2 separate regions of the Homo sapiens genome follow, and region 1 is linked to region 2. A link is an interaction called in ENCODE POLR2A ChIA-PET data of the cell type or tissue named here. Cell type or tissue: B cell. All regions are shown on one strand. Links, peaks and the distances in the headings refer to the core of each region. The heading gives the core; the rest is flanking DNA. Region 1 has its middle 9.6 kb from the start of MED18. Region 2 holds the start of PTAFR (platelet activating factor receptor).

Region 1 (15,011 bases), core at 4,296-12,295, 140 kb before region 2:
TGTGAACTTCTTTGGCCTCTCTTTTCCTATACAGACACTAATTGCAGCATAGAAAGTCCAGTGAATTACAGGTCATTTGAGGCACCATAGGGTTTACCCAGATTTTAGCTGGTATTTTAAAGAAGGGTAAATTTTTTTAAAAAGGTAGGGGAGATAGACAGAAAATGGGTAAACAATATGATAATACCTGAAGGAGGCCTGGAGATTACAGGGATGGGTTTCTCTGATAAGGATATGATGCCTAGAGCTTAGGATGGGGCCCACCCCTGTACTTTGCCACTACCCAGCTGTGCAACCATGGGCATTCACTTCCCCTCCCTGAGCCTCAGCTTCCTTTTTTTGTAAAATAGAGATAATAATAGTACTTTCAAAGGAGTTTGCCAAAATCAAATGAGATGGTTATAAAGCATTTAACATAGTGCTTGGCTTATTGTAAGCACTTAATATTTTTATTTTCTTTTATTTTTATTTAATTTTATTAATTTTTTTAGAGACGGAGTCTCACTATGTGAGACCCAGGCTGGTCTCAAACTCCTGGCCTCAAGCCATCCTCCCATCTTGACCTCGTAAAGTGCTGGGATTACAGGCATGAGCCATCATGCCTGGCGTGTAGGCATTTAATAAGCAGTAGTTATTAGCTTTTTTTTTTTTTTTTTTTGAGATGGAGTCTCGCTGTGTCGCCCGGGCTAGAGTGCAGTGGCGCAATCTCGGCTCACTCCACTTTCCGGGTTCACGCCATTCTCCTGCCTTAGCCTCCTGAGTAGCTGGGACTACAGGCGCCTGCCACTACGCCCAGCTAATTTTTTGTATTTTAAGTAGAGATGGGGTTTCACCGTGTTAGCCAGGATGGTCTCGATCTCCTGACCTCGTGATCCACCCGCCTCGGCCTCCGAAAGTGCTGGGATTACAGGCATGAGCCACCGCGCCCGGCCTTTTTTTTTTTTTTTTTTTGAGGCAGAGTCTTGCTCTGTTGCCCAGGCTGGAGTACAGTGGCGCGATCTTGGCTCACTGCAACCTCCGCCTCCTGGGTTCAAGCTATTCTCCTGCCTCAGCCTCCCAAGTAGCTGGATTACAGGTGCATTCTATTTTATTGTTTTCACTCTTTTTTAAATTCATTTTTTCAAAATTATTTTTTTCATTTTTCGGGGGAGTCACTGGATCTGTGAATGTATTTTGTGCATGGCTTATCTCCCTGGATAGATTGTAAACATCTTGAAGTGAGGAATCATATATATATACACATATACACACACACATATATATATATACACACACATATATACACATATATACACATATATATACATATATAAAAATGTATATCTACACATAAATATATATATATATATATATTTTAAACAGTCTCACTCTGTCACCCAGGCTGGAATGCAGTGGCGCCATCTTGGCTCACTGCAACCTTCGCCTCCTAGTTTCAAGTGATTCTTGTGCCTCAGCCTCCTGAGTAGCTGGGATTACAGGCGTGAGCCACCACGCCTGGCTAATTTTTGTAGTTTTAGTAGAGATGGGATTCACCATGTTGGCCAAGCTGGTCTTGAACCCCTGACCTCAGGTGATCTGCCTGCCTCGGCCTCCCAAAGTCCTGAGATTACAGGCGTGAGCCACCGTGCCCAGCCCCAGCCTTTTTTTCTTTCCTTTTTTTGTAGAGACAGGGTCTCACTATATTGACCAGGCTGGTCTCCAACTCCTGGGCTCAAGAAATTCTGCTGCCTAGGCCTCCTAAAGTGCTGGGATCATAGGTGTGAGCCACAACACCAAGTCAATATTTTTTTATATAGAGTACTTGCTGAAATGATAATATTTTGGATACTGGGGTTAAATAAAAATATTTTATTACATTTAATTTAACTTGTTTATTTATTTTTATTTATTTGTTTTGTTTTGTTTTGTTTTGAGACGGAGTCCTGCTCTGTCGTCCAGGCTGGAGTGCAGTAGCGTGATCTTGGCTCACTGCAACTTCTACCTCCCAGGTTTAAGCAATTCTCCTTCCTCAGCCTCCCCAGTCGCTAGGACTACAGGCGCCCGCCACCACATCTGGCTAATTTTTCTATTTTTTAGTAGAGACAGAGTTTTACCATGTTGGCCAGGCTGGTCTTGAACTCCTGACCTCAGGTGATCCACCTGCCTCAGCCTCCCAAAGTGCTGGGATTACAGGTGTAAGCCACTGAGCCCAGCTTATTTTTACAGGGTGCTACTAGAATATTTATTTATTTATATTTTTATTTATTTGGAGACAGAAGTCTTGCTCTGTCTTCCAGGCTGGAGTGCAGTGGCACAATCTGGGCTCACTGCAACCTCTGTTTCCCAGACTCAAGCAATTCTCATGTCTTAGCCTCCTGAGTAGCTGGAACTACAGATGCATGCCACCATGCCCGCCTGATTTTTTTTTTTTTCTTTAAGTAGACCAGGTTTCACCATGTTGGCCAGGCTGGTCTCAAACTCCTGTCCTCAAGTGATCCTACTACCTGGGCCTCCCAGATTGCTGGTGTGAGCCCCCATGCCTGGCCTAGAATATTTAAAAGTATATATGTGACTCACATATTTCTGTTAGACAGTACTGCTATAGGATCTAGATTTGAAGGTGTGGCTTTACAGTCAGACAGATCTATAATTCTGGCAACTGCTTGTGTGGGTCTAGGCAGTTTATTTAACTTCTTAGGCCTTTGGCAGTGCCTGGTATATACTGTATATTGTAGGTATGCAATGAATCAGATTTACTGTTAGGAGAATGGTTTAGGAATTGGGGAATGTTTAATTAGAAAAGACTTACGAAGGGTGGACATGACATCTGTCTTCCAGTATATGAATATATGACAAAGCCAGTGGGGACTGAGGAGAGATGAAGAGGAAAGGGCTAGGGTTAGGGTTAGAGTATATTTAACTCATTTAACTCTCACAACCATGGGGACTTCAGCCCACTTAGCAAATGAGGAAATAGGCTCTGAGAAGTTAAGTACATTGCTGATAAGTGTCAGAGTCAGGTTTAAAAGCCAAATCTGTCTGCCTCCAGAGATTTATTGTACTAAGACTTTGCTCTGTGTTAGTTTGGATTGCTATAACAAGTTACCAAAGACTGGGTGGCCAAAACAACGAATGATTTCACATATTTCCCGGAGGCTGGGAAGTCCAAGATTGAGGTGCTGATAGATACAGTGTCTGGTGAGGGTCGGCTTCATGAATTGCAGATGGCTGCATTCTCATAGCATCACATGGCTGAGAGAAAAATCATCTCTCTTGTTTTTTCCTACAAGGGCACTAATCTCATTAATGAAGACTTCACCCTCACGACCTAATTATCTCCCAAAGGCTCACCACCACATTGGAGGTTAGGATTCTTTTTTTTAAAGGCCCTCCAGGTGTACACAGTGCCTATGTAGTGCTGGGCAAATTTCTACTTCTCCCAGGATTTAGCATATGAATTTTGGGGAGACACAAACTTCAATCTGTAATAGCCTCCTGAAAAAAACTAACTGCTTTTGTATAGTTCCAGAGGACAGGACTAGAATTGTTGGGTGAAAATTATAGGGATATAGATTTCAGCTTAATAAAAGGAACAACTTGTCGCAATGGTGGTGTCCAGTAGTGGAAGGGGGGCCCGGATATGAAGTAGACTCCCTTCCAGTGGAAATACTGAAGGAGAGACTGTGGTAGAAAGAATTATTGGCTGGGCGTGGTAGCTCATGCCTGTAATCACAGCACTTTGGGAGGCCTAGGTGGGCAGGTCACCTGAGGTCAGGAGTTCAAGACCAGCCTGGCCAACATGGCGAAACCCCATCTCTACTAAAAACAGAAAAATTAGCTGGGCATGGTGGCACATACCTGTAATGCGAGCTATTCAGGATGCTGAGGGAGGAGAATCGCTTGAACCTGGGAGGCAGAGGTTGCAGTGAGCCAAGGTGGTGCCACTGCACTCCAGCCTGGGCAACAGAGCGAGACTCTATCTCAAAAAAAAAGAAAAGAAAGAATTCTTGTTCCGAGTGGGAGAGATTGAATTATCATATTTCCTTGATTCCTAGACACTGTCCACTCTAAGTCATAGTATTGATTTAATAACAGAGTTTCAGTCGATTGATAAACACTCTCTCTCTATGTGTGTGTGTGTGTATATATATATATATATATATCTGTTATAAATTGAAGCCCGATAAACCCAGACACAAAATGCATCTTAGAGTTGAGAAAATGCAGTAGTCGAACTTTATGATTTCATAGATACTTAGCCTTAGTAATTCTATGCCTTTGGATTTTTTTCCTATTATGACAACTACAGCATTATTATTAATAGTAATGACCATCAGCAAACACCCAATGACAAATAAGAAATGACACCATTCTTAAGGAGTTTAGTTTGCTGAGAGACAGGTAAAACACCTCATATAATTTTGTGCCTAGTGTTCTTCATTGGGTGCTGACTCAAGAAATTCACCTCCCCACCCCACTGGCTGAATGACAGGCAGCATTAGCCATTTAATTCTCTTAATCTCAAGGCGGGGCCCTAAGAAAGTCTGTTGCAGAAGGGTAATTGGCCTATTTACTTGCTCCCTTCCTCTTAGCCCAGCCAACCCAACTCTAGCCTCTGGTTGACCAGGTGTTGAGGTGCCTTGAGGGGATAAGCTATAATAGTTAATGTATTACATGTATCCATAAAAGATTAAAGATTAGCTCTGTTTTAGCTGAACTGTAACTGTCTGTTTGGGTTTCTCCCCTCCCGGGCTGTCTGGGGAAATCAGTGTTGGTTTTAGTCTGAAGATAATTAACCGATAATTAACCCACTGGGTCTCAAATTTCCTGGACAGCTCCCCTTGAGTGTGTGATTACTGGGTGCCAGGCTCTGTGGTAAGCACTTTCTGTGAATCTGTATTTTTTTTTTTTTTTTTTGAGATGGAGTCTTACTCTGTCACCCAGGTGGATGTGCAGTGGCATGATCTCGGCTCACTGCAACCTCCACCCACCAGGTTCAAGTGATTCTCCTGCCTCCGCCTCCCAAATAGCTGGGATTACGAGCGTGCACCACCACACTCAGCTAATTTTTGTATTTGTAGTAGAGACGGGGTTTCACCAAATTGGCCAGGCTGGTCTCGAACTCCAGACCTCAGGTGATCCACCTGCCTCAGCCTCCCAAAGTGCTGGGATTACAGGTGTGAGCCACCATGCTCAGCTGAATCTGTATAATTCATTTCCTCCTCATACTAGCTCTCAGAAGCAGGTGGTATTCTCTCCATCTCACAGCTGCCAGAATTGCAAGTCTGCTGTATAATCTATGTGGAAGTAAAAGAGTTTGTTTCTGGTCCCCTAAGATCTCATCACAATTACCCCCTTCCTTGGGTCAAATGGTTTTATGCCATTATTTATGCCATCAACTCAAATGTTTTCTGGAGGAGACTCTTTGTACAACCCAGAGGAGAGGAGAAAGCCCAAAAAGACTTCATGGAGAAGCAGAAGGGCAGAGGTTAACACACTAGTGCTTAGGACTTAAGATGGGTCCTGGACATGGTGGATCATACCTGTAATTCCAGCACTTTGGGAGACCGAGGCAGGTGGATCACTTGAGCCCAGTAGTTCAAGACCAGCCTAGGCAACGTAGGGAGACCCCATCTCTACAAAAAATTAAAAATTAGCCAGACATGGTAGCCCTCGCCTGTAATTCCAGCTACTTGGGAGGCTGAGATGGGAGTGTCATTTGAGCCCAGGAGGTCAAGGCTATAGTGAGCTGAGATGCTTCCACTGCACTCCAGCCTGGGTGACAGAGCCAGACTGTCTCAAAAAAAAAAAAAAAAAAGAGAATTAGTGAAAAGAACATTGTAAGGAGAGTTGGCATATTCTCCATATGGGCATAGCAAGCACATTGTGGCACACAATACAGTCAGCACTTACTATGTGCCTGCGGTAGGAGAGGCACCATGCTGAACTTTGGGAATATAAAGAATAACTGGGACAACCTAAACCCCTGCCCTGAGAGAGTCCACATTCTAGTGATAAAATATTAAATAATATTAAAAATGGTTACAAAAGAAAGAAGGTGGAAAATATTTATGATATAATATTAACTACTCAAGCCAGTTACAAATGTACAGTGTGATTTTAATTATATAGAGTCCTTAAAACATCTTTACACAGGAGAAGAAAACATAGCACTCTAATACTAACAATAATTGCCTTTGTTTAACTTTGTTTAATGGGACCAGAGATTATTTTATCTCCACTTGTCTCTGTTTTCCTTTTATTTTTTTTTTGAGATGGAGTCTCACTGTGTCACCCAGGATGGAGTGCAGTGGCGCAATCTCAGCTCACTGTAACCTCCACTTCCAGGGTTCAAGCGATTCCCCTGCCTTTTTTTTTTTTTTTTTTTTTCGAGACAATGTCTCACTCTGTCACCCAGGCTGGAGTGCAGTGGCAAGATCATAGCTCACTGAAGCATCAATCTCCCAGGCTCGAGCAATCCTCTCGCCTCAACCTCCCAAGTAACTGGGAGTGAGCCACCACGCCCAGCCTATCTTCCAAATTTTTGATGAGTGTGGGTTACTTAAAAAGAGTAAAAGAAAATAACCTTTTTTTCCTTTTAAATGAAAAAAAAATGGCCAGGCGCGGTGGCTCATGTCTGTAATCCCAGCAATTTGGGAGGCCGAGGCGGGCCGATCACTTGAGGTCGGGAGTTCAAGACCAGCCTGACCAACATGGAGAAACCCCGTCTCTCCTAAAAATACAAAATTAGCAGGGCGTGGTGGTGCATGCCTGTAATCCCAGATACTCAGGAGGCTGAGGCAGGAGAATCGCTTGAACCCAGGAGGTGGAGGTTGCAGTGAGCTGAAATCGCGCCATTGCACTCCTGCCTGGACAATAAGAGAGAAACTCTCTCAAAAAAAAAAAAAAAAAGCCTGCGCAGTGGCTCATGGCTGTAATCCCAGCACTCTGGGAGGCCAAGGCGGGTGGATCACGAGGTCAGGAGTTCAAGACCAGCCTGACCAATATGGTGAAACCCTGTCTCTACTAAAAATACAAAAATTAGCTGGGTGTGATGGCACATGCCTGTAGTCCCAGCTGCTCGGGACGCTGAGGCAGGAGAATTGCTGAACCCAGGAGGCAGAGGTTGCAGTGAGCCGAGATGGTGCCACTGCACTCCAGCCTGGGTGACAGAGAGAGACTCCATCTCAAAAAAAAAAAAGAAAAAAAAAAAAAAAAAACTTGAAACAAACAAAATGTCCACACACAAGTGGATAAACAAATTGTGATTTATTTCTACAATGGAATACTACTCAGCAATAGAAAAAAACTACTGATGTACATAAGAAGATAGATTAATCTAAACTGAGCGTGGTGGCATGCAACCATAGTCTCAGACATTCTGGAGGCTGAAGCAGGAGGATCCCTTGAGCCCAGGAGTTTGAGGCTGCAGTGCGCTATGATTGTGCCACTGCACTCCAGCCTGGGCGATGGAGCAAGACCCTTTCTCTAAAATAATAATAACAATATTCTAAGTGAAAGAAGTCAGACACAAAAGAATATGTAATTTATGATTCCATCTATGTGATATTCTAGAAGAGATAAAACTAATCTACAGTGAGAGAAATAAAATCGTGCTTGTCTAGGGCAGGAAGTAGGGAGGACTCATTGCAAGGAGACATAAGGGACCTTTCTGGAAAAATGGAAATATTTATATTTTGATTGTGATGTCAGGTGCTCAAGTGTGTATATTTGTCAACACTCATCAAGATGTACATTTAAATAGATACATTTTATTTTATTTTATTTATTTGTTTTGAGATGGAGTTTTGCTCTTGTCACCCAGGCTGGAGTGCAATGGCATGATCTCGGCTCACTGCAACCTCCGCTTCCCGGGTTGAAGCGATTCTCCTGCTTCAGCCTCCCAAGTAGCTGGGATTACAGGTACCCACCACCATGCACAGCTAATTTTTGTATTTTTAGTAGAGACAGGGTTTTGCCATTTTGCCTAGGCTGGTCTTGAACTCCTGACCTCAGGTGGTCCACCTGCTTCGGCCTCCCAAAGTGCTGGAATTACAGGTGTGAGCCACTGCGCCCGGCCTACCCAGATGCATTTTAATTGTATGTAAATGTAAATGTATCTCAATAAAATTGATTAAAATAATGAAAAACATTTATAGTTTTTTTTCTGGTTACAAGAGCATTATGTGCTCATTGTAAGAAATTCAAATGTATTTTATTTTATTAATTATTTATTTTGAAATGGGATCTCACTCTGTCACCCAGGCTGGAGTGCACTGGGCACTGCAACCTCCACCTTCCGGGCTCAAGTGATCCTGCCACTGAAGACTCCCAAGTAGCTGTGAATGGCTGGGCGAGGTGGCTCACACGCCTGTAATCCCAGCACTTTGGGAGGCCGAGGTGGGTAGATCACCTGAGGTCAGGTGTTCGAGATCAGCCTGGCCAACACGGTGAAACCCTGTTTCTACTAAAAGTACAAAAATTAGCTGGGCATGGTGGTGCGTGCCTGTAATCCCAGCTACTCGGGAGGTTGAGGCAGGAGAATCGTTCAAACCTGGGAGGCAGAGGTTGCAGTGAGCTGAGATCACGCCACTGTACTCCAGCCTGGGTGACAGAGTGAGAATCCATCTAAAAAAAAAACCCAAAAAAAACAAAAAACAAAAACAAAACAAAATACCAAGTAGCTGGGGACACAGGCACCCACCACCATGCCTGGCTAATTTTTTCTATTTTTGGTAGAGATGGGGTTTCACCATGTTGCCCAGGCTGGTCTCAAACTCACAAGCTCAAGCGATCCTCGCGCCTTGTCCTCCCAAAGTGTTAGGATTACAGGCATAAGCCACTGTGGCAGGCCTAGAAATTCTAATATTTTAGAAGAAAACTCTAAAATGTACAAAAAAAATACTTTTTCCATTTTGAGAAATTAGAAAGTCACTACAATTCTAAGCACAGGGTTTGGTACACAGTAAATATTAGTAAATAAAATAACAGAGTAAGAGTAGGAGAGATAATCCCATCAGGAAGCAGAGAAGAATGAATAGACTGGAGTGTCCAGAAATCCCAGGTTTCTGCAGAAATCTAGAAGTCCTGCTAGAGGATAAGATTGTCAGTTGTGGCAGACAGGTGTGTGACTTTGACAGGTGGGAGAGAAGTGAGAATGGAGGTTAGACAGGTGAGCTCATAAGGAATCAGTGTTTGAATGGCTTTTCTACAAACTCTTAGGATTCTCTTCTCTCATTTCCTAGGGGGAAAGAGTGAGAATGTGAGGCCAGCGTGGCGGCTCATGCACTTTGGGACACCGAGTAGGGAGGAATGCTTGAGCTCAGGGGGCATTTGTTTGTTTGTTTGTTTGTTTTTGAGTCTGTCATCCAGGCTAGAGTGCAGTGGTGCGATCCCAGCTCAATGCAACCTCCGCCTCCTGGGTTCAAGTGATTCTCCTCCCTCAGCCTCCCCAGTAGCTGGGACTATAGGCACACGCCACCATGCCCGGCTAATTTTTGTATTTTTAGTAGAGAGGGGGGTATTGCCATGTTGGCCAGGCTAGTCTTGAACTCCCGACCTCAGGTGATCCACCCGCCTCGATCTCCCAAAATGCTGGGATTACAGGCATGAGCCACCATGCCTGGCCGAGCTCAGGAGTTTGAGACCAGCCTGGGCAACATAACAATAACTCATTTCTACTAAAAATTAATAAAAATTAGCCAGGTGTGATGGCACATGCCTGTAGTCCTAGCTACTTAGGAGGCTGAGGCAGGAGGATCGCTTGAGCCTGAAAGATAGAGGCTGCAGTGAGCTTGATCACGCCACTGCACTCCAGCCTGGGCAACAGAGCAAGACCCTGTCTCAAAACAAACAAACAAAAGAGAGTGAGAATGTGTCAGGACAAAAATGACAAAAGTCATAACGGCAAAGGAAAGCTAAGAATATGAATGGGCGTGGTGACTCGTCCCTATAATCCCAGCACTTTGGAAAGACGAGACAGGTGGATTGTTTGAGCCCATGAGTTCAAGACCAGCCTGGGCAACATGCCAAGGCCTCGTCTCTACAAAAAATACAAAAATTAGCCAGACATGGTGGTGTATACCTGTGGTCCCAGCTACTCAGCTTCCCAGCTGAGACAGGAGGATTGCTTGAACCCGAGAGGTCAAGGCTGCAGTGAGCTGTGATGGTGCCACTGCATTCCATCCTGAGCAACAGAGTGAGACTCTGTCTCAAAAAATAAAATATGCCAGGCACGGTGGCTCACGCCTGTAATCGCAGCACTTTGGGAGGCTGAGGTGGGTGGATCACCTGAGGTCAGGAGTTCGAGACCAGCCTGGCCAACATGGTGAAACCCCATCTCTACTAAAAATACAAAAATTAGCCAGATGGCCAGAGGTGGTGGCTCATGCCTGTAATCCCAGCACTTTGGGAGGCCCAGGTGAGTGGATCACCTGAGGTCAGTAGTTCGCGACCAGCCTGGCCAATATGGTGAAACCCTGTCACTACTAAAAATACAAAAAAATAGCCTAGCGTGGTGGTGGGTGCCTGTAATCTCAGCTACTGGGGAGGCTGAGGCAGGAGAGTTGCTCGAACCCGGAAGGCAGAGATTGCAGTGAGTCAAGATCGCGCCATTGCACTCCAGCCTGAGCAACAAGAATGAAACTCCGTCTCAAAAAACAAAACAAAACGAAACAAAAAAAATTAGCCGAGCGTGGTGGCAGGCGCCTGTAATCTCAGCTACTCGGGAGGCTGAGGCAGGAGAATTGCTGGAACCCAGGAGGCGGAGCTTGCAGTGAGCCGAGATTGTGCCACTGCACTCCAGCCCAGGCGACAGCAGCAAGACTCCGTCTCAAAAAAAAAAATAATAAAATAAAATAAAATAATGAAAAGACAAAATCTAAGACTAAATAAAGGGGGAAGGCTGGGCGCAGTGGCTCACGCCTGTAATCCCACCACTTTGGGAGGCTGAGGCGGGTGGATCACTTGAGGTCAGGCATTCAAGACTAGCCTGGCAAACATGGCGAAACTCCGTCTCTACTAAAAATACAAAAAATTTGCAGGCATTGTGGTGGACGCCTGTAATCCCAGCTACTCGGGAGGCTGAGGCAGGAGAATTGCTTGAACCCAGGAGGCAGAGGTTGCAGTGAGTCGAGACTGCGCCATTGCACTCTAGCCTGGGCAACAGAAGGAGACTAGGTTAAAAAAAAAAGGGGGGGGGGGCGGGAAGTGGGCATAGCTGCTTGGCAATGACCAAGCCAACCACAGAGCTAATTCTCAACATTGTTGTCCTTCCTGCTTGGCCGGAATATTATTGACTAATTCCACCTGCTTGTCCTTAGCGAATAGAATTATATCAGTCAGCAATTATGTACCAAGAACCCATAGAAAGGCCCACATTGGCATTATTTGTGGATGCAAAAACAGTTGAAGACTCAAGTCCCAGCTCCCATTATAATGGGAAAAAGCGAGCCAGTAACATCGGGTCACCAGGTGCTTTTCATTCATCATTTCAGTGCATTCTCCCACCATCATGGCTAGGAGAGGAGAAGCAGTATGGCGAAGGGCAAAGAGGCAGACATGCCTAGGCTGAGACAGCAGCTCCACTTCCTATAAACCGGGTGGCCTCAAGCAGTGACATCGTCTTCTAGGTCATTATAAGATAAAGAGGAAATGTAGATGACGCACCTAGCACAATGGTGTGTACTGTGACTGGGTTGCTGGTACTATGGTCATCCCAATTTCACAGATGTGGACATGGCTCAGTGGAAGTCACAACAAAGTTGTCATGTGCAAGAGCTGCAGCTTGCTAATCCCAGCACTTTGGGAGGCCGAGGCGGGCGGATCACGAGGTCAGGAGATCGAGACCACGGAGAAACCCCGACTCTACTAAAAATACAAAAAAATTAGCCGGGCGCGGTGGCCGGCGCCTGCAGTCCCAGCTGCTCGGGAGGCTGAGGCAGGAAAATGGCGTGAACCTGGGAGGTGGAGCTCGCAGTGAGCCGAGATGGCGCTACTGCACTCCAGCCTGGGCGACAGAGCCAGACTCCATCTCAAAAAAAAAAAAAAAAAAAAAAAAGAGCTGCAGCTTGCTAGGAAATCTCCTGCTGTCTGCTCTTCCCCCAGAGGAAGTTCAAGAGTGGGCTGTACGGGAAGCAAAGACCACACTCTAGGCGTGACTGAGGGAAAGGCCTTCTGCGTAAAATCTTAGGACCATAGACTTAAAGGCGAAAGAGGCCTCCAGCCTCATTAGTCCAGCTTCCTATCTCCCACCCCACAGAACGGATGGGGAAACCAAGACCCACAGAGTGACCCACAGAGTGGAAGGGACTTGCCTAAATTACTCAGCAGGGAATTACAGGCCCCGAGCCATAGCCAGACTTTTCTCCTGAACATTTCCTTCTGAACCCACACTCTTTAGTCATACAGACTTAGGGTTGATTCCTGACCCTGCGCTAACCAGCTGTGTGACTTTGGTGAGTGACGTAACATCTCTGATCTTCAGTACCTGCATTTGTAAAATGAAATAATAGCATCTACCTCACTGGTTTGCTATAAAGATTAAATGATACAGGGCATGTAGGATGCACAATAATTTAAATATGTATGTAGTTCCCATCTTACAGATGAGGAACTGGAGCTTGTTGAAACTTCCCTTGGCTCAGGATAATACCTCAGGTTAAAGAGAGAGCCTACAAGAAGAGAAAGAAAACTCGGGTGAGAACTGGATGGGTACAGGTGAGCCAGGCTCCACCTTTCTGTCCAGGAGCTCAAGGTGACATGGGCCACCCAGTGACCTTTCCTGCCTCTGCTGCCTCAATGCACAGACAGGTTGGTTGTGAAACACCCCTGGGCGGTGACTCAGCCTGGAGGCCTGCTCTGCTGGTCAGCGCGGGCAGGCTGGAGCTGTTTGGTTGAGCCTGGAAAGGACAACATGTCTAACAAACACATTGCTTGTCAAAGCTCTGACGGGGGTGCCAAGCACAGACTGTGAACTCTGGTCCTTGAGGCATCACAGATGACTGAAGTGGGGTGCCTAAGTTGCATGCAACATCTCCTGGTTGTTGTTCTGGTCTAACAACCTTCCAGGGCCAATGTCAGGAAGAGGGTAATGTTTTAGAGGCTGGGGAGCTCCTATTTCTCAAGAGGCAGCTTGGCACGGTGGCCAGGACCTGGGCTTTTGGCATCCATATCATGCAGACCTGAGTTCACATCCTGGCTCTGGCTTCTCACTGGCTATAAGACTTTGGGCAAGTGGCTTAATCCTTTCAGATTTAAACTTCCTTATTCTATAAAATGCCCACCTTTTTATTTTTATTTTATTTATTTTTTTGAGACAGGCTCTTGCTCTGTTGCTCAGGTTGGAGTGCAGTGGCGCTATCTTGGCTCACTACAGCCTCAACCTCCCAGGCACAAGCGATCATCCTACCTCAGTCCACCCCCTGAGTAGCTGGGACCACAGGCATGTGCCACCAAGCCTGGCTCATTTTTTAATTGAGATAGGATCTCCCTATGTTGCCCAAGCTGGTCTCAAACTTTTGGACTCAAGTGGTCCTCCTACCTCAGCCTTCTAAAGTGCTGGGATTACAGGTGAGAGCCACTGTGTCCAGCCAAAATTGTCTTTTAGAGATAAAAGATGTAAAATTCATGAAACATAGAAACTCTTCATAAACAATTATTAGAATCCTGCGCCCAAATCTGCCCCTTCCTTCACTCCAAATGGAAATTGCCCCTCCTGGCTGGGTGCGGTGGCTCATGCCTATAATCCCAGCATTTTGGGAGTCTGAGGCAGGCGGATCACCTGACATCAAGAGTTCAAGACCAGCCTGGTCAACATAGTGAAACCCTGTCTCTACTAAAAAAATACCAAAACTTAGCCAGGCGTAGTGGCGAGTGCCTGTAATCCCAGCTACTCGGGAGGCTGACAGGAGAATCGCTTGAACCCAGGAGGCGGAGGTTGCAGTGAGCCGAGATCACACCACCGCACTCCAGCCTGGGCAACAAGAGTGAAACTCCGTCTCAAAAAAAAAAAAAAAAAAGAAAAAAGAAAAGAAATAATAAATTGCCCTTCCTGCTCTCTTGCTATTGTAGTGTACTTTCTCATTCACCCAGAGGTAGTAAAAAAACCACCCATTCCAGGCCGGGCGCGATGGCTCATGCCTGTAATCCCAGCACTTTGGGAGGCCGAGGAAGGTGGATCATGAGGTCAGGAGATCGAGACCATCCTGGCTAACACGGTGAAACCCCGTCTCTACTAAAAATACAAAAACATAAGCCGGGTGCGGTGGCTTATGCCTGTAATCCCAGCACTTTGGGAGGCTGAGGCGGGTGGATCACGAGGTCAGGAGATCGAGACCATCCTGGCTAACACGGTGAAACCCTGTCTCTACTAAAAATACAAAAAATTAGCCGGGCGTGGTGGCAGGCGCCTGTAGTCCCAGCTATTTGGGGGGCTGAGGCAGGAGAATGGCATGAACCCGGGAGGCGGAGCTTGCAGTGAGCAGAGATCCTGCCACTGCACTCCAACCTGGGCGACAGAGCAAGATTCCGTCTCAAAAAAACAAAAACAAAAACAAAAAAACATTCCCAATGGTCTTGAGGTCTAATAACAACAACAACAAAAAGCAACCAGCACGCACTTATATATATATATTTATGGATAAGTACAAAAAATAAATCCTGTTTTGCATCCCAGAACTCATTGTTCAGTATGAGTTTGTTTTTTTTTTTTAATTGGCTGGGTATCGAGGCATGTGCCTGTAGTTGCAGCTGCTCAGGAAGGGGAGGCAGAGGCAGGAGGATCGAGCTCTGGAGTTGGAGGCTGTGCTGAGCTTTGATGGCACCACTGTACTCCAGCCTGGGCAACAAAGACAGACCCTGTCTCTTTTTTTGGGATGGAGTTTCAGGCTCTTGTTGCCCAGGCTGGAGTGCAATGGCGGGATCTCGGCTCACCGCAACCTCCGCCTCCCAGGTTGAAGCGATTCTCCCGCCTCAGCCTTCCAAGTAGCTGGGATTACAGGCATGTGCCACCACGCCCAGCTAATTTTGTATTT
Region 2 (15,011 bases), core at 3,322-11,321:
TCGTTATTTTATAAATATTTCTTTTTTGCACTCAAATTTCATGAAACAAATGTATAAGCATCTTTTACGCCAGCATCTTCATTGTTGTTGGAGCCCCTTTTCTGTCATTTAACAGAGCTTTCTAGGCTGCATACTTTTCACTTCCGTCTCCATTGAATGAGATACAGCACTTAACATCCCAATAAGATGCTATCACAGGAAAATTATATCCCAAGACACAATTATCCACTACATAACATTGGGACAGTTTTCTTTTTCACTGCTGTTCTGATCTCAAAAGCTCAACAAGTATTGCTTTAAAAAACAAACACAAAATTGAATTTCTTTAAAAAACAAACAGCAAAAAACCCTTTCTTAATTATAAAAAATTGAAAACCACCGGGCCTGGTGGCTCGCACCTGTAATCCCAGCACTTTGGGAGGCTGAGGTGGGTGGATCACTTGAGGTCAGGAGTTCGAGACTAGCCTGGCCAACATGGTGAAACCCCATCTCTACTACAAATACAAAAATTAGCCAGGGATGGTGGCAGGTGCCTGTAATCCCAGCTACTTGGGACATTGAGGCAGGAGACTCACTTGAAAGCGGGAGGCGGAGGTTGCAGGGAGCCGAGATCGTGCCGTTGCGCTCCAGCCTGGGTGACAAAAGTGAGACTCCGTCTCAAAAAGAACAGAAAACATGTGCAACAGTACATTTAAAGGTATAATGGATCCTCATGTACCCTTAGCCAGCTTCAACAATTATCAGCACACTTTTTTTTTTTTTAAGAGACAGGGTCTCACTCTGCCATGTAGGCTGGAGTGCAGTGGCATGATCATGGCTCACTGCAGCGAATTTTAAAAAGTTTTTGTAAAGATGGAGTCTGGCTATGTTGTCCAGGCTGGTCTCAAACTCCTGTCCTCAAGTGAGGACCACCTGGACCTCCCAAAGTGCTGGGATTATAGGTATAAGCCACCATGCCTGGCAATGCTCAATTTCCCTCCCTCCCTCCCTTCCTTCCTTTTCTCTCTCTCTCTTTCTTTTTTTGACAGAGTCTCACTCTGTCACTCAGACTGCAGTGCAGTGGTGCAATCTTGGCTCACTGAAATCTCTGCCTCCCAGGTTCAAGCGATTCTCCTGCCTCACCCTCCTGAGTAGTTGGAATTACAGGCATGTGCCACTATGCCAAGCTAATTTTAGTATTCTTAGTACAGACGGGGTTTCACCATGTTGGCCAGGCTGGTCTCGAACTCCTGACTTCAAGTGATCCACCCACCTCGGCCTCCCAAAGTGCTGGGATTACAGGCATGAGCCACTGCGCCTGGCCCAATTTCTTTCTTTTTTTTCCCTTTTGTTTGAATCAGGATCCGAGAAGATTCATGTAGCAATTGGTTGCTATGTCTCTTAATTCTCTTTATTTAAGTAGTTAATTTATTTAGAGGTGAGTTCTCACTGTGTTGCCCAGGCTGGTCTCAAACTCCTGTGTCAAGTGATCCTCTCACTTCGGCCTCTCAAGGTGCTGGGATTATAGGCATGAGCTCCTATGCTTGACCTCTTAATTATCTTTTAATCAATAGTTTCTCCCTATATCTTTTTTTCTTGTTTAGAATTTATTTATTTATTTATTTTTATTTTTTTGAGATGGAGTTTCGCTCTTGTTGCCCAGGCTGGAGTGCAATGGTGCAATCTCGGCTCACCGCAACCTCCGCCTCCCAGGTTCAAGCAATTCTCCTGCCTCAGCCTCCCGAGTAGCTGAGATTACAGGCATGCACCACTATGCCCGGCAATTTTGTATTTTTAATAGAGACGGGGTTTCTCCATGTTGAGGCTGGTCTTGAACTGCTGACCTCAGGTGATCCGCCCGCCTCAGCCTCCCAAAGTACTGAGATTACAGGCGTGAGCCACCGCGCCCGGCTAGAATTTATTTATTGAAGAAAGCAGGTTGTGTGTTCCATATGTTTCTTATCATGTGCGTTTGTTGAGTGCATCCCTATGATCTGTTTCCTTCTGTAACAGGAGTAAACTAGTGATTAAACTTGCTGATTCTGTTTCGGTTTCCTTGGCAAGACTGTTTTATAGGTGGTGTTGTGAATTGTACGTGCTCAAACACAACTTCATAGAAAAGTTTTCAAACATACACAAAAAGAGAAGGAAGAGTACAAGAAATCCTTGTGGTAGTTTCCTGTGGCTGCTATAAGAAGTTACCACAAACTTAGTGGTTTCAAATAACACACGACCGGGCGTGGTGCTCACACCTGTAATCCCAGCACTTTGGAAGGCGGAGGAGGGCGGATTGCTTCAGGTCAGGGGTTTGAGATCAGCCTGGACAACACAGTGAGACTGAGATCGCGCCACTGCACTCCAACTTGGGAGACAGAGTGAGACTCCATCTCAAAAAAATAAATAAATAAAAATCAATCAATCAATAAAATAAATATTTTGCCACATTTTCTATTTCTCCCCTCTCTCCCTTCATTCCTCTTCCTTTCTTTTTTCTTCATACTCTGTATCCATCCTTCTTTATTTCTTCTCTTTTTCTTTACTTTCTCTCTCCTTCCTTTCTTCTTATTTTGCTGTAATATTTTAAAGCAAATTCCACATATATGGACATTTTGTTTATAACTGCAACACCATTATCTCTTAATGCTATTATCAATAATTCCTTAGAATTATCTAAAATCCTGTCCATATACCAGTTTCTGTGATTTTCTCAGGTATGTCTGTCCTGGATATCTTCTGCTTTCTCCTCCAGACCCACTGTGGGATTGGTGATGCATGCCCAGAGTACACTCCACCCTTCTTCACCCACCTCTTGCCCCGGAGGCTGCCCTGTATGGACCACATTAATGGTTCCTTTGTTTCTGGTTGGGGTCAGCCAACTGGCGGTGCCGATAAGATGTCAGAGGATGGGAGAAGAGAAAGGTTTGAGTATTTATTTCCTGGTTCCCTCCCTGCCTGTTGCAGGCTCAGCTGCAACTTCTTTTTTATATATATATATTTTGAGACAGAGTCTTGCTCTGTCGCCCAGGGTGGAGAGCAGTGGCTTGATCTTGGCTCACTGCAACCTCTGCCTCCCGGGTTCAGGCAATTCTCCTGCCTCAGCCTCCCGGGTAGTTGGGATTACAGGCGTGAGCCACCATGTCCATCCTCTTAAATCTCTTTTAATCTGGAACAATCTCCTCCCTGTTTCTTTTGTGCTTTTATTTCATTTTATTTTTAACTTTTGTTTTGTTTTGTAGAGACAGGGTCTCCCTGTTTTGCCCAGGTTGGTCTCAAACTCCTGGGCTCAGGGGATCCTTCCGCCTCAGCTTCCCAAAGTGTTGGGATTACAGGCATGAGCCACTGAGCCTGGCCCTCTGTTTGTTTTTGTGTTCAAGCGGTTGATTTCTGGAGAGAACTGGCTCCATTGTCCAGTAGAATGTTCTATATTTTGGAATTGGTTGATTGCTTCCTTATGAGGTCCTTTAATTTATTCCTCTGTCCCCTATATTTTCTGAAAACTGAGGTTAGACCTAAAGGCTTGATTAGATTCAAATTTGGACATATTTTCTTTTTTTTTTTCCACCCAGGCTGGAGTGCAGTGGCACCATCTTGGCTCACTGCAACCTCCGCCTCCTGGGTTCAAGCAATTCTCATGCCTCAACCTCCCAAGCCACTGGGATTACCAGCGGTAATCAGCAGGTGTGTGCCACCATGCCTGGCTCTTTTTTTAATTATTATTATTTTTAGTAGAGACAGGGTTTCACCGTATTGGCCAGGCTGGTCTTGAATTCCTGACCTCAAGTGATCTGCCCGCCTCAGCATCCCAAAGTGCTGGGATTACAGGCGTGAGTCACTGTGCCCGGCCAAATCTGGACATATTTTCAAGTGGAGCCAACATAATTTGCTAACAGAATGGATGTGGGGTGTGAGAGAAAGAGTTGAACTCAGTTTCCTCATTTGTAAAATATTGATAGTAATATCTACCTACCTACCCTGCTTATTGATAATCTCAAAAGAGGTGCTGATCTGCAGTTGCCACATGCGCGCATGGAAGGGACTATACTGGAAGGCAGGCCGAGCCAACAGTTCCGGACCTTGAGCCAGGCGTCCTGGAGACTCTGGGCAATGGAGGCTGGTTGATCCCGGAGGTCCCTCCCAGGCTTGCTGTCCCTCCTGGAGGGTGGTGGCTGGAGGAGGGCTGAGGTGAAACTGTTTTGGAACCAAGGATCTGGGCTGGGGAGCAGAGTTGAGGCCTTGCCTTTTAGGTGAGCAGTTTGCATGAAGGCTAAGTTCATGTACAGACCATGTCCTCATATTTCAGGGCACTCGAGGCTCAAAAAGCCTGTAAGGGAGACAAGAAGAAATGATCAAACTGAGCCTGTTTCTTTTCTTTTTTTTTTGTTTTAAATATGAAGATGGGGTCTCACTATATTGCCCAGGCTGGTCTCGAACTCCTGGGCTCAGCAATCCTCCTGCCTTGGTCTCCCAAAGTGCTTGGCCTGAGCCTGTTTCAGTGTCCCTGGCAGGACATGGGGATTGGGAGAGTGTGTGCGGTGCGTGAGTGTGGAGCAGTATGGACGCATGAACTCGAGGAAGGAGATGAGCCTGGCAGGTGTGAGTGAGGGGAGACTGGGCGTGAGTGTGCAGGTGAGTGGAGGAACACAGTGTGAGTGGGCATCTTCGCATGAGAGTAGGCGCTGAGTGTATGCGAGTGTGCAAGTGTTATGTGGTCTGAGTGTGTCTGCCTGTGTGTGATGGGGGGCTGGAGGTGGAGGAGGGGGCAGATGCTTGGCTCTAGTTCTACATGACTGAGGCAAATGTTAAAAGTGGTTTGTTCTGGCCAGGCGCGGTGGGTCATGCCTGTAATCCTGGCACTTTGGGAGGCTGAGGTGGGCAGATCATTGGAGGTCAGGAGTTCAAAACCAGCCTGGCTAACATGGTGAAACCCCGTCTCTACTAAAAAGACAAAAATTAGCCGGGCGTGGCAGTGCTTGCCTGTAATCTCAGCTACTCCAGAGGCTGAGGCAGGAGAATCCCTTGAAAGTGGGAGGCAGAGGTTGCAGTGAGCTGAGATTGCATCACTGCACTCCAGCCTGGGAGACAGAGTGAGACTCTGTCTCAAAAAAAATAAAAAATAAAAAAATAAAAAAAGTGTTTTGTCCTTTGAGAGCCATTTTTGGCTTTGATAAGGGACATTAGGAGGAGGAGCCTGGCCCAGATACCCAGAGCGGAGCTGAGACTGGATGCTGATGCAGGCCCCCGACTCTCCTTATACCTGCCTTGCTGTGGGACCCTGGTCCTGTCGGGACCTCAGTTTCCCTCTCTGTGTAGGAGGTTGTTGGGTCGGCTGATGTATCTGAGGGACTTGCTTCTTTAGACAGGGTCCACCCCAGTGCCTGGTGCCTGGGGGTGCTCAGATGGTGCTTGTTGGTTGGTTGAAGGAATGAGTGGGTAAATGGACTGGAAACTGAGGCAGATACTCTGGCTCACCTCTCACTTATGCACACGGGATGCCCCCACCAGCTCACTTTCACACATACCCTCACACCTACACTCAGAGATTCATGTGCATTCACCATCGATTGTCCACCCCTCTTCACCTGCATGCTCCCATGAACTCATACGCTGCCAACCCACACCAGCCTGGGTGAAAAAAAAAAAGAAGAAAGTATGTCCAAATTTGAATCTAATCAAACCTGTTTTCAGAAAATACAGGAGACAGAGGAATAGATTAAAGGACCTCACAAGGAAGCAATCAACCAAGTCCAGAATATAGAACATTCTACTGGACAATGGAGCCAGTTCTCTCCAGAAATCAACCGCATGAACAAAAAAACAAACACAGGGCCAGGCTCAGTGGCTCATGCCTGTAATCCCAACACTTTGGGAAGCTGAGGCGGAAGGATCCCTTGAGCCCAGGAGTTTGAGACCAACCTAGGCAAAACAGGGAGACCCTATCTCTACAAAACACGGTCTCAGGGAGCTTCCACCTCCACCCCCACAGATCTGTTCCCATGGGGTTTCTGGGCTCAATGTTTCTTGGTCTCCAGGGAGGCCCTGCCCTGTCATGCCCCTGACCACAGTGGCTCTTCCGAGCTCCTCTCTTCTCCCTCCACTTTATATCCCAGCGGGCATTCTCTTTCCTCCACTCCCCTTCTTTTATTTTCTCTCTCACCCCCATCCAGAGACGCACAGACCCAAATGTGCACAGGCACATGCTCGCTGTCTGTGTCTTGTCATCTCGTCTTTTGTCTTGGATCTTACCTTGTCTTTGTCCCTGAATCTCCTTGTTCCTCTCATCTCTCCCGGTGTTTACATCTGTCTTTTTCCCTGAGCCTCGCTCCCTCCATCCATTCCTCCGCCCTCTCATTTTTTTTCCCGACTCCCTCCTGCCTCCTCCCTTTCTCCTTTGATTTTCCTGGTCCCTCATCTCTCCTCCCTCCTCTTTCTCACTCTCATGCTCCCTTTTTCGCTCTCTTGAGTACATGCACTTGCTTTCTCTCTCTTGCTTTTCCTCTTTCTCACCTTAGCTCCTGGCCTCGGGCGCTGTCTACACCCCACCCCATCCCTCGCTCTTTGAGAAGCCTCTGTGCAGTGCCCAGGTCCTGGCGGCCCAGCTTGGAAGTTCCTGTGGTACCCCTTGAGAGGCCCTAGGGCCACAGCATTTCCTCCCAGGGGTGACTTGGTAGTGATACGCTCTGTTTCTTCACTTCTGCAATTGCCAGACAGCATAGAGGCTGAGGCTGGGGCCAGGACCCAGACAGAGACACACGGTCACTGCAGCTGAAGCCGCTGCCCCTGCTACAGGTAAGGGGGAATCCTGGCCCCTGCTGGGCAAGGGGGAGGCATATAAAAATGTCCTCAGGAGGCAAACCAAGGTCATGCCCCCAGGCTGCACCTAAGCAGATGGGTGCTTCTATTTCTTTTCTTTTCTTTTTTTTTTTTTTTTTTTTTGAGACAGGGTCTCTCACTCTGTTGTCCAGGCAGAAGTGCAGTGGCGCGATCATGGCTCGCTGCAGCCTGGACCTGCCAGGCTCAGGTGATCCTCCCACTTCAGCCTCCCGAGTATCTGGGACTAGAGGCATGCTCTACCACGCCTGGCTAATTTTTGTATTTTTTGTGGAGACGAGGTCTTGCCTTGTTGCCCAGACTGGTCTCTAACTCCTGGGCTCAAGCAATCAGCCTGCCTCGGCCTCCCAAAGTGCTGGGATTGCAGGCTTGAGTCACTGTGCTCGGCTGCTTCTGTTTTTAAGGGATTTTTCTGGCACCTTTCTCAGGCCCAGAGTCTCATGTTTAGAAATAACTTCTAGTGTCCAAACATTCCTGGAGAACCCAACACCCAAGTTTGGCTTTTCTGAGGCTGGGGCAGTGCTGACCCCAGAGATCCCACTGGGAGGTGTTGATGGTGGTGATGGTGGCAGTGCTGACCCCAGAGACCCTACTGGGAGGTGGTGATGGTGGTGATGGGGGCAGCTTGGATCTCAGGGAGCCAAATGACATCTACTTGACTAGCTGTGTGGTCTTGGCCAAGTTACGCTCCATCTCTGTGCAGTTTTCTAAATTGTCAAATAATGATAATCCCATCTCCCCCACAGAATTGTCGGGTCATATAAAGGATCTGGTACAGGGCGGGGTACTTAGGAACTCACTAAATGCTAGGTTTGCGGGGTGGGGAAGGGGGTGCTGAAAATAACCAGGTTCTTATACACAGGGCCAAGCCCACAAACAATAGCCCCTATCAGGTCCCAGGTGCTGGGGACAGGGCCCAGGCTGGCACCCACCGTCCTCTGCTTGCAGGAGGTCCAGACATGGGGCTGTGCACTCACTCACTTGTGAAATATGACAGAACCAGCAGGCTCTCTCCCCACACCTCTGGCTGCTCTCCTTTAGCTCTGACTGAATACCCAGCTGTGTTCCAGGTGTTTGGGGTGGTGTGTGTGTTGGGGGAGGCGGTAGGGGTGGGAGGTGTGTTGGGGAGTGCTAGAGAAGCAAAAGAGACACCACTATCTTTAGGTGCTGACAAACCGCCGGAGAAAGAGTTCAGCCCCTTAGATGACTGGGTCCTGGGCCTCAGGTGGGCATCCGGGGTTTCGATCTCAGCTCCTGCTGACAAGCCGGGGCCTTGAGTTGTTCGGAAGTTCCACTTTCCTCCTTTGCAGATTGCAGGTTAAAATACTGACCTCTGTGGGCCGGGCATGGTGGCTCACGTCTGTAATCCCAGCACTTTAGGAGGCCGAGGCGGGTAGATCACGAGGTCAAGAGATGGAGACCATCCTGGCGAACATGGTGAAACCCCATCTCTACTAAAAATACAAAAATTAGCTGGGCGTGGTGGCGGGTGCTACTCGGGAGGCTGAGGCAGGAGAATTGCTTGAACCTGGGAGGCGGAGGTTGCAGTGAGCTGAGATGGCGCCATCGCACTCCAGCCTGGGCAACAGAGCGAGACTCCGTCTCAAAAAACAAAACAAAACAAAACAAACAAACCACTGATCTGTGAGTTTGCAGGGAGGATGAAGTAAGAGTTGGGATGGGGAAGTGCTTTGTCAATTGGAAAATGCTGCGCAAAGGGGACTGATGAATTCCCTCTAATGCTGACTCTGGGATTCCTGCTGTTAAACGCCTTAGGGATGAGGAAACTGTTTTGTTCACTGTTGTATCCTTTATCCTTAGCACAGGGTTTGCAACATAGCATATGCTTAGAATATGCACAGGACAGATGAATGATGAAGCGGTTTTTGCAGTTGGAAGGGAACGGACGGTGAGCCAGAGGCCCAGTATCTGGTCCCAGCTCTGCCCCTGACACTGTGTTCACCTTGGGAAAATCCTTTCTCATCTCCGGGCCTCAGTTTCCCCATCTGGTCATTGAAGGAGTAAGGAATTCACAGTTTATGCTATCAGTGACAAAATGTGCCTACAGGACTGAGTTTTCTCTGACTGGTGGTGGGAAGCAGGTATGAGGAGAGGCTGGGATCTTATTGTCCTTTTACAGGGAGCAGAGATTCCCCACTTCCCACCCCAGGCCTGTGAAGGAGGCCTTGTTGAAGAGGATGGCATTCTCTTTCTTGGTGGCATCCCCCACTTTCCTGTTCTGATCCCCTAGATGGGTGGAGGCTTGGACCTCAGAGAGGGCAACAGTGGAGCAGGAGCCGGCAGCACCCCTTGATGGGCCTAGGGGTGTGTGTCTGGGTCGGGAGCAGAGCCAGCTCCCAAAGGGCAAGTGCTGGGACCCTGCTGCAGCCCCCTCTCTGACCACCCCCTCTTGGGCTCCTTGACAGCATGATGAGAGCGGGGAGAAGCCTCTGGTGTGTCTTTGTGTGTGCATGTGTGTCTGTGGTTATGTGGGGTGGACAGGGAGCTGGCTCTGGCTATGTCTACATGTATCTGGAATGATGGGCCGGGAGCATATCCGGGCTGCATGTGGCCTGCTCCAGCCAGACAGCTCCCCTCCCAGGAGCAGATGGCCAGCAAAGCCAGCTGAGAGGCTGATATGCCTCTGTGTGTCTTTGGCCGAGGGGAATCACAGCCAGATTCTGTGTGTGTATTTGTTTGTGTGTTTGTGTGTGAGAGAGAGACAGAATATGCAGGGGGAGGATCACCACTCAGCCACCCCTCCCCACCCCCTTGGTTCTGTAGGTGGGAGATCTTCAGGGCCTGGGTTTGGAGTTGAGCTTGGCTGGCTAATGGGAGAAGCATGTCAAAACCAAATTTGTGCATACCCCGCCCCCCCTCCTCTTTTTTTTTTTCTTTTGAGACAGAGTCTTGCTCTGTCACGCAGGCTGGAATGCAGTGGCGTGATCACACCTCACTGCAGCCTCGATCTCCTGGGCTCAAGCAGTCCTCCCACCTCAGTCTCTCGAGTAGCTGATACTGTAGGTGCACACCATCTTGCCTGATTAATTTTTGTGTTTTTGTTTTTGTTTTTGTTTTTGTTTTGTTTTGTTTGTTTGTTTGTTTTTTGTAGAGGTGGGGTTTGACATGATGCCCAGGCTAGTCTTGAACTCCCGTGCTCAAGCAATCCGCCTGCCTTGGCCTCCCAAAGTGCTGGGATTACAGATGTGAGCCACCATGCCTGGCCTACACCCCCCGCACACCCCCCCCCCTTTTTTTTTAAGAGACACAGTCTTGCTCTGTCACCCAGGCTGAAGAGCAGTGGCATGATCGTGACTCACTGCAGCCTTGAACTCCTGGTCTCAAGCTATCCTCCAGCTTTAGCCACCCAAGTAGCCAGGACTACAGGCGCATGCCACCATGCCTGGCTAATTTAAAAAACTTTTTTTTTTTTTTTTTTTTTTTGTGGAAACGGGATCTTGCTATGTTTCCCAGGCTGGTCTTGAACTTCTGGCCTCAAGCCATCTCCTGCCTTGGCTTCCCAAAGCGCTGGGATTACAGGCGTGAGCCACTGCACCCAGCCTGCACTACCTTTCACAGTTCATAAAGTCCATTTCAATGTACCAAGTGCTTTACTGTTTACCCAAAACTGTCACCACCAATAATCTCACTTCCTTTTTTTTTTACAACAATGCTTTGAGATAAGCGAGGCACAGGCACCGCATTTTGCAGATAAAAACCCCAAGGCTCAGAGCTGGAATGAGGCTCAGTCAAGATATGTGGGTGAGTGGCACAGCTGAGGCCAGAGCCCACATCTCCTGGTTTCGGTTCCTATGCTTTCTCTCCGGCTAACCCCGGTTGCTTCTAGGAGAGAATGTGTAGCTGGCTTAGTGCATGGCCAGTTTGGTTGCTTCTTTATTCACTTATTCAACAAACATTTTCTGAGGACAGCAGGGAAGGGAGTTCACAGTTATTGAGTAAATTGCTTCACTCAGCTCTCACAACCACCCCGTGAGGAAGGTTTTATTACCATCATTTTGCAGATGAAGAAAAGGAGGCTGGGAGAGCCAAGGATCACGCAGCAAGGAAGAAACAGACCCAGGTGCAGACTCAGGTCTGTGTGACGCCAGGGCCTGTGCCCAGCCCTGCTTTTTTCCCTGGACGGGGTCCTGGACTGGCCACGAGGACACCAGCAGGACTCAGGAACTCCCAGGCTGGGAAGATGTCAGCGTGATTCCTGGTATAACAGAGGCATGGCTGTGTGCGGTGGCTCATGCCTGTAATCCCAGCACTTTGGGATGTTGAGGTGGGTGGATCACCTGAGATCAGGAGTTTGAGACCAGCCTGGCCAGCATGGTGAAAACCTGTCTCTACTAAAAATATAAAAATTAGCCAGGCATGGTGGCATGCGCTTGTAATCCCAGCTACTTGGAAGGCTGACACATGAGGATCGCTTGAACCTGGGAGGCGGAGGTTGCAGTAAGCTGAGATTGCATCATTGCACTCCAGCCTAGGTGATAGACTGAGATTCAGTCTCAACCCCCCACCCCCGCAACACACACACAAAAACCAGAGGCATAACAGAGGCATGATGTGCCCAGTGCTGGGGCAGCCCAGAGGAGATGGTTCCTCCCTCCCTCTTCCTGGCCCTGTCCTGGAAGCAAAATTGGATAGGGTAACTCACAAACAGATACCACCTGGGTATCTGGGAGCCAGGAGGAGAGACCCAGGCCAGACTTGGGGTTTCCTAGGCCAACTGAGCAGAGGCTGAGTCTCCTCAATGTAATATACATATCTGGGGCCAGGATGAGGTCCCCAATGAGAAGGAACACTGGGTAACTCTGACTGGTACCCAGATCATCCTCATCCCTCGTGCCCTAGACCCTGTCCGTAACCTCTCCCAGACATGGTGCTTCATTCATCAGCCAATAAATGTGCATGGTCCCTTGCGCTGGGAATTGTAGGGAGCCTGGCACAGAATTCCCCAGAGGTCAGGATTTCTCCTCCCTTAATTCGTCGCTCAAATCCTTCTGCATCTTGGAGAAATGGTATTGAAACCACTCTGTGAGAGGTAACATTAGAGGGTGTGGTCGGCACGGCCAGGTCAGGGCACAAATATCAAGCAACAGGGCATGTCAGAACAGGAAGTAACTCATGTATTGAGTACCTTCTATATGCCTAGCACTGTAGAGGTTGTCTGTCTTCAACATCAGGGCTATCCTGTGAGGTCAAGTTTTTTTTTTTTTTTGAGATGGAGTCTCGGTCTGTCACCCAGGCTGGAGTGCAGTGGCACAATCTCAGTTCACTGAAACTTCCCCCTCCCGGGTTCAAGTGGTTCTTCTGCCTCAGCCTCCCATGTAGCTGGGATTACAGATGTGCGCCACCACACCCAGCTAATTTTTGTATTTTTAGTAGATATGGGGTTTCGTCATGTTGGCCAGGCCAGTCTTGAACTCCTGACCTCAGGTGATCTGCCTGCCTCGGCCTCCCAGAGTGCTGGGATTACAGGTGTGAGCCACCCCACCCAGCCTAATTTGTATTAATTATTTATTTATTATTTTTATTTATTTTTTGAGATGGAGTCTCGCTGTTGCCCAGGCTGGAGTGCAGTGGCACAATCTTGGCTCACTGCAGACTCTGCACCCCGGGTTCACGCCATTCTCCTGCCTCAGCCTCCCGAATAGCTGGGACTACAGGCGCCCACCACCTTGCCCAGCTAATTTTTTGTATTTTTAGTAGAGACAGGGTTTTACCGTGTTAGCCAGGATGGTCTCGATCTCCTGATCTTGTGATCCGCCCGCCTTGGCCTCCCAAAGTGCTGGGATTACAGGCGTGAGCCACCGCGCCGGGCCCTTATTTTTATTTTTAAGAGATAGGGTCTTGCTCTGTTGCCCAGGCTGGAGTGCAGTGGTATGATCATAGCTTACTGTAATGGACCCAAGTGATCCTGCAGCCTCAGCCTCCATAGTAGCTAGGACTGCAGGCATGTGCCACCATGCCTGGCTAATTTTTTTTTTAATTTTTAATTTTGTAGAGACAAAATTTGGTTATGTTGCTCAGGCTGGTCTTAAACTCCTGACCTCAAGCAATTCTCTTACCTCAGCCTCTCAAAGTGCTGGCATTATAGATGTGGGCCACCTTTCCAGCCTCAATGTTGATGCTATTCCCATTTTATAGATGAGGAAAGTGGGACTGGCCCCAGCGAATCTAAGAGCTGGGAGTGGCTAGAGCTGGGGTGTGAGAGTTTGGAAGCGAAGAGTGAGGGACACTGTGACTGTGTGTGTACAGAGGCTCACCTGTCTATTTAGTCAGTATTTCTCATGTGTTTGCTATGTAGGAGGCCCTGTGATGGGTATTGGTGATATGCCAGAAGCCTTGGCCCTTGGGAATTCCCAGTCCAAAAGGAGAGAGAAATCAACAGCTATGATAATGCAATGTGATAGATTGTTATGGGAACTTGAGGTGGAATTTCCAACTCTGTCTGGGGTAGGGAAGTAAGAGTAACAATAGCCAACATTCAATGAGCTCTCACTGTAGACCAGACCAGGCATCTTCTTTTTTTTTTTTTTTTGAGATGGAGTCTCGCTCTGTCGCCCAGACTCCAGTGCAATGGCGTCATCTTGGCTCACTGCAATCTCTGCCTCCTGGGTTCAAGTGATTCCCCTGCCTCGGCCTCCCGAGTAGCTGGGATTACAGGCATGCACCACCATGCCTGGTTAATTTTTGTATTTTTAGTAGAGATAGGGTTTCACCATGTTGGCTAGGCTGGTCTCGAACTCCTTACCTCAAGTGATCTGCCCGCCTTGGCCTCCCAAAGTGCTGGGATTACAGGTATGAGCCACTGCGCCCAGCCCTGATAAGGACTTTATACACATTATTTCATTGACTCTTCACACCACTCTGGAGAGGTATGTGCCTGGGTATTATCAGCTCCATTTTCAGTGAGGGACCTGAGAATCAGAGGGAGGACATGCTTGGCTGTGGTTCTGTGGTAGGAAGTGAGAGAGGTAAGATCTGAACCCAGGTTTGTCTGACTACAGAGTCTGACTCCAGAGTCTGTGCTCTTAACCACTGTTCTCTAAATACTGTACATCCTTTATTTCGCTTGATGAAAGAGATGTGGTTTACAAATGAGGCCCGAAGGCGGCAAGCAGTTTTACCAAAGGTTGCATAGCTTTTAAGTCATAAACTGAGTCATATGACTCTAACTTAAAAATACACAATGTACTTTCAAATTTGTCGTCTCTTAGGCCCATTGATTTTTTTTTTTTTTTTACTGTGGTGAAAACCGTAACATAAATTTACTCTCTTAGCATGCATTTTGAAAAATTTATTTTATAGAGACTGGGGTGTTGCTATGTTGTCCAGACTGGTCTCAAACTCCTGGGCTCAAGTGATCCACTCATTTTGGCCTCCCAAAGTGCTGGAATTACAGGCCACGTAATTCCAGCCATGTGCCTGGTCCCTGTTAACATTTTTAAAGTGTATAGTTCAGTCATGCTACCTATATTCACATTGTTGTATAATAGATCTCTAGAATGTTTTCTTTTCTTTTCTTTTCTTTTTTTAAATCCTGCGAGTGCCAATAGAATGTTTTCAACTTGGCTGGGCGCAGTGGCTCATGCTGGTAATCCCAGCACTTTGGGAGGTCAATGAGGGTGGATCGCTTGAGGTCAGGAGTTCGAGACTATCCTGGTCAACATGTTGAAACCCCGTCTCTACCAAAAATACAAAATTAGCTGGGTGTGGTGGTGCATGCCTGTAATCCCAGCTACTCGGGAGGCTGAGGCAGGAGAATCGCTTGAACCCAGGAGGCGGAGGTTGTGGTGAACCAATATCATGCCACAGCACTCCAGCCTGGGTGACAGAGTGAGACTTCATTTCAAACAAACAAACAAAAAAGAATGTTTTCATCTTGCATGACTGAAACTCTACATCTGTTGAACATCTCTCTATTTTCCCCTCCTCCCAGCCCCTGGCAACCACCGTTCTACTTTTGGTTCTATGCGTTTGATTACTTTAAATGTCTCATATAATAAGTGGAATCATATAGTATTTGTCTTCCTGTGAGCTGGCTTATTTCACTTAGCAGAAATGTCTTCAAGATTCATCCATGTTGTAACATGTGTCAGAATTTTCTTCCTTTGTAAGGCTGAGTAATATTCCATTGTATGTATATACCACATTTTGCTTATCCATTCATCTGTCCATGGACATGTTAGGTG

What was found. ChIA-PET counts read pairs that join two places held together with the same protein. Peaks named below come from ENCODE experiments on the same cell type or tissue, not always from the same donor. Only the 100,000 strongest peaks of a DNase experiment are listed, where the experiment ranks them.
Region 1: POLR2A ChIA-PET joins it to region 2 with 10 read pairs; 5 of 35 experiments call an interaction of 5 or more read pairs at or near these places.

Annotation. Positions count from the first base shown.
Region 1 is chr1:28,311,985-28,326,995 of GRCh38, reverse strand. No RefSeq gene overlaps it. Among named protein-coding and RNA genes, the nearest start is that of MED18, 9.6 kb to the left of the region's middle. RefSeq lists an enhancer at 12,859-13,359. In B cell, for the core only: no CTCF peak of the experiment used is centred there; no DNase peak of the experiment used is centred there.
Region 2 is chr1:28,168,346-28,183,356 of GRCh38, reverse strand. It overlaps PTAFR (platelet activating factor receptor), which reads left to right and starts at 6,667. Exons shown (of 2, transcript NM_000952.5): 1 at 6,667-6,765. RefSeq lists enhancers at 11,823-11,872, 11,883-11,952, 11,993-12,102, 12,143-12,192. In B cell, for the core only: a CTCF peak has its summit at 6,559; DNase peaks (open chromatin) are centred at 6,096, 6,646, 8,066, 10,536 and 3 weaker places; H3K4me3 peaks cover 3,774 bases; H3K27ac peaks cover 1,564 bases.